2 separate regions of the Homo sapiens genome follow, and region 1 is linked to region 2. A link is an interaction called in ENCODE POLR2A ChIA-PET data of the cell type or tissue named here. Cell type or tissue: CD4-positive, alpha-beta T cell. All regions are shown on one strand.

What was found. Peaks named below come from ENCODE experiments on the same cell type or tissue, not always from the same donor. Only the 100,000 strongest peaks of a DNase experiment are listed, where the experiment ranks them.
Region 1: POLR2A ChIA-PET joins it to region 2 with 13 read pairs; 3 of 35 experiments call an interaction of 5 or more read pairs at or near these places.

What each region holds. Positions count from the first base shown.
Region 1 is chr4:26,851,919-26,854,418 of GRCh38, forward strand. It overlaps a transcript of TBC1D19 not described here. Among named protein-coding and RNA genes, the nearest start is that of STIM2-AS1, 7.4 kb to the right of the region's middle. In CD4-positive, alpha-beta T cell, no CTCF peak of the experiment used is centred here; no DNase peak of the experiment used is centred here.
Region 2 is chr4:25,967,521-25,970,020 of GRCh38, forward strand. No RefSeq gene overlaps it. Among named protein-coding and RNA genes, the nearest start is that of SMIM20, 55 kb to the left of the region's middle. In CD4-positive, alpha-beta T cell, no CTCF peak of the experiment used is centred here; a DNase peak (open chromatin) is centred at 1,141; H3K27me3 peaks cover 513 bases.

The sequences.
Region 1 (2,500 bases), 880 kb after region 2:
ACAGAAAGGGTATGTCTGGGGAAAATGTAAACAATTTAATTGCTTTAAATGTTGTCCATATGCTGGTGACTCCTAAATCTAAATCTCCAGCTTGGGCTTTTCCTCTGAATTCCTGGCCTCTATCCAATTACTTACTGATGTTTCCACCTGGATGCCTATTAGGCATCTCAAAGTGAACGTATGCAAAACTGAGTTTCTACTGTCCTTCTGCCATCACTTGCTCTTCTCACAGTCTTCCACATCTTGGTTGATGGCAACTCCATTCTTCCAGTTGCTTAAGGTAAACATTTCGTTGTTATCCTTGACTTTCTCCTCTCACACGATGTATTCGGTTGGTCTATAAATCCTGTTGAGGCTGGGTGTGGTGGCTCACACCTATAATCCCAGCACTTTGGGAGACCAAGGCGGGAGGATTAGTTGAGCTCAGGAGTTCGAGACCAGCCTAGGCAACATGACACAACTCCTATCTCTACAAAAAAAATACAAAAATTAGCTGGGTGTGGTAGTACATGCCTGTGGTCTCAGCTACTTAGGAGGCTAAGATGGGAGGATCCATTGAGCCCGAGAAGTCAAGGCTGCAGTGAGCTGTGATTGTGCCACTGTACTCCAGCCTGGGTGACAGGGCGAGACCCTGTCTTAAATAAATAAATAAATATCAATCCTGTTGATTCTACCTTCAGAATTTACCAAGAAGTCCACCCCCGCCCCTTTTGTTTTTTGAGATGGAGTCTCACTCTGTCACCCAGGCTGGAGTGCAGTGGTGCGATCTTGGCTCACTGCAACCTCTGCCTCCCGGGTTCACACCATTCTCCTGCCTCAGCCTCCCGAGTAGCTGGGATTACAGGCGCCTGCCACCATGCCCAGCTAATTTTTTGTATTTTTAGTAGAGACGGGGTTTCACCGCGTTAGCCAGGATGGTCTCGATCTCCTGACCTCATGATCCACCTGCTTCGGCCTCCCAAAGTGCTAGGATTACAGGCGTGAGCCACTGCACCCGGCCGGATTCTACCACTTTTAACCATCACTTCTGCCACTATTCTGGCCTAAACTACATCATCTCTTGTCTGGACTGTGCAGCAGCCTCCGCAATGGCGTCCCCGCTCCTACCATGAAGCAACCAGAGCGATCCTGTAAACACATATGTCAGATGCCATGATTCTACTCAAAACCTTTCAGTGTTTCCAAACTCATTCAGAGGAAAAAGCTGTAAGAGCCCTGCATGTTCTGGCCCCTATCACTTTTCTTTCATTATCCACTATTTTCTCTGTCAGATACTCTAGCTAGATCGATCTCACTGGTATTTGTGAACAAACCACATACATCCTTTCCCCAAAACTTTTCTGTGGGCTGAAATCCTCTCTCCCCAGACATCTGTACAATTCTCTCATTTTGTTCAGGTCAAAAGTTATCTCCCCCCTTCCAGCTCCCCACCCACTTAGCACTTATCATTATCTAATATACAACATATTTTACTTTTTCATCTCCCATATTTTCAGCTTCCCAATTAGAATATAAAATTCCATCAAAGCAGACATTTTCTTTTCTTATTGTCACATAGTAGCGGGCCCAATAAATTTGGCTAAATAGCACTACTTTGTCCCAGTTAGAGAAACAACTTTTTTTTTTTGTTTGTTTTTGAGACAGAGTCTCGCTCCGTCGCCCAGGCTGGAGTGCAGTGGTGCGGTCTCGGCTCACTGCAATCTCTGCCTCCCAGGTTCAAGCCGTTCTCCTGGCTCAGCCTCCTCAGTAGCTGGTATTACAGGTGTGCACCACCATGCCTGGCTAATTTTTGTATTTTAGTAGAGATGGAGTTTCACCATGTTGGTCAGGCTGGGCTCGAACTCCTGACCTCATGATCTGTCCAGCTCAGCCTCCCAAAGTGCTGGAATTACAGGCGTGAGCCACCGCGCCTGGCCAAGAAACAACTTTTAAAATCTGATCTTCTTTCTTTCGTATTTACAATAATGCTCTGGGAATGTGCTCATCCGTAATTCAAACATCCACATTTCCAGACTTTCTGTTTTCCTTCGTTTCCATATCAGAAGGCTTGTCCTCAAACTCTCTTTTACTTATTCTTCTTCCTCATTGCAAACACATTCTGAAACACCTTTGTGTAAATATAAACACGTCAAGACAAACGCCTGATTTTACCATCTCCTGGCAGCTACACTATGTGAAATATGAGATCATTTCTTCACTTGACATTAAATTTTGAGGCAAGAACATCTTGAAATAAACTATTTCCTTAAAATGATTTAACTATACCAGAGACTGTGGAACCAGAATTTCATGGTGACAGATATTTTTAAACAATTAACAAAGCATAAATAAATAAAAGAAATACATATCTGTTTGGTGCTATTGTATGGCTGTGAGCTCCTTGGATTCTGGACTAGAAATTATCTTACTAATTTTTGATCTTAGCACCTAATATAGTACCCGACCCTAAAATGCATTCAATATTTGATGTATGAACACAAACGGCTTCTCTTAGTTCACA
Region 2 (2,500 bases):
TTGAATTCCCATAAGCTGAATTCATGTGTTCTGCCTTAATGCTCCCCACCATGTCAACACAGCTCCATTTTAACATTTGCCGCATTCTGAGGAAATTCTTAATGTATGTGTCCGCTTCCTTCCAGACTGAGATGTCTCTTAGGTATAGTGTCTAGCATAGTGTAAACTCAATGATGTTTGTCCAATGAAGCCATAATGGTGGAGTTGATGATAAACAGACATAGGAGTTTTCTGGGTCTTCTTAACCCATGCCTGGGAAGCTGTTGTAGAATTTCTTAGCATGGTCATTGGGTATTAGGGGAGGGAATGTTAGGGGTCTATATGAGAATCTAAAATCTGTATTAAGAATCCGTCAATGCCTATAATCCCAGCACTTTGGGAGGCCGAGGCAGGAAGACTGCTTGAGTCCAGGAGTTCAAGACCAGCCTGGGCAACAGAGCAAGACCTCAACTCTATTTAAAAAAAAAAGAATCAATCCAAGGTGACAATCTTTTATGGCTTGTGACCCTAGATAATATAGAACAGTTCTTTCCCTGTGGGAGGCTGGGGAGGGTGTGGAGTCCTAGGGAAGAGGGGTGCCTCTTCCCAGGTTCTTCATCTTAGTTGGGGTCCCTCCACTTGGCTCAAGTCTTGGGGACATACTGTATGAAGCTGAAGAACCAAGAAGCTGTAAAAAAGAAAGTGCTCAGGGGCTAGCACTCTCTCACCATCTCAAATGGACTGTAGGATCCATCTATCTGTGTATGGGTCCTCTCTCTTGATGAGGCAGACATTTCCAGAGCCTCATCTGTATTCCTCAGAGCTTTCCGTGTGCTTCTGATCATTGCAGCTGCCAGTATATCTGCATCTCTGTGTCTAGGGAATTTTTTCCTGGAGCCGTGGAAGGCAGCTCTTTCCACAAGCACAGGGTTTGAATTCCAGGGAATCAAGTGCTATGGGAGCAGTCCTCAACCAGACTCTCAGGAGTTGCTATATAAATATCCTAACTCCCTCACCTCCTGGCTGGGGAGAGTTCTGAGGTATGCATATGACACAGTTTCCCCCTGGGTTAAGCTCCAGTCACTGCCTTCTGTGGCTGGCTCAGTAATGCACCACTTACTGGCTGCCTTCCCTTCCTGGTATCACTTCCCCAAGTCCTCTTCTGCAGTTTCCTGAGACCACTTCCCAAATAAACCACTTGCACGGAAATTGTTGTCTCAGAGTCTGCTCCTGAGGGAACTCAAATGAAGAAACGGGGCCACCCTGGTCTCTTTCACTTTTGTTCTGTGCTCTTCTTGTTACCATTTGACTTATCCTTTCCTCTAATCTCTATATCCTTTTAAAAAATCTCAGCCGGGCGTGGTGGCTCATGCCTGTAATCCCAGCACTTTGGGAGGCCCAGGCGGGTGGATCACCTGAGGTCAGGAGTATCAGCCTGGCCAATACGGTGAAACCCCGTTTCTACTAAAAATACAAAAATTAGCCGGGCATGGTGGCATGTGCCTGTAATCCCAGCTACTCGAGAGGCTGAGGCAAGAGAATTGCTTGAACCGGGGAGGCAGAGCTTGCAGTGAGCTGAGATCCGCCCCTGCACTCCACTGAGATATCTCTTGGGTATAGTGTCTAGCATAGTGTAAACTCAATAATGGTTGTCCAATGAAGCCATAATGGTGGAGTTGATGTTAAACAGGCATAGGAGTTTTCTAGGTCTTCTTAACCCATGCCTGGGAAGCTGTTGTAGAATTTCTTAGCTCTGGGCAACAGAGCAAGATTCCGTCTGGAGGAAAAAAATCTCATATCTCTGCCTTTTTCATGCTTTTTATTTAGTCATTTTAGTAATTATTTCTACTGTTCCATGATGCACACCATCTGTATCTCCTCATGGCTCTCTGCTCCTGCTGTCTCTCCCTACAGCCCTTCATTTACTATTCCCACTGCTAACTGTCTGGCACTTGCCTAATTTCTCAGTTCAAATCCGCCAGGGATGAATTTAATGACCCGGCCATCTTTTTTTGCATAAGGCACAGGCTCCTGGGTGGATTGGCTGCACTCGGGTCAGCTGATCACCCCCTGTCCAATCAGAAGGGAGATGGGGCAGGAGCATAGCGGAAGGTTTAATGGCCGACCCCAAGGAGAAGAGTGGGGAAGCTGTAGCCTGTCTCCTATTCCTTCATATGGACAATTGACATTGTCTTAACTTTATTTTAAATATAACTTCAATTTCTCCTTTGCAATCAGATTGTCTTCTTAAGTCTCTCCAATACTGAAATTTCGAAGCTGCTATGGTTGTGCATAAATTAAGACTTGGCCGCCTAAGGACTGGACCCTCAGTAGAGCTGTGGGCAGGACCTTCCCCGGGAAAAGGAAGTGTCCGTGAGGCCAGTGTATTTGGCAGGTTAATACGCCAAGCATTCTGTGAAAAAAGTCTTTTTTGAATCATTACAAAACCTTGGAAAATACAGAAAAGCACAAAGGAAGAAAATAAAAGCCACAGGAAATCCCAGCACCCCGAGATAATCAC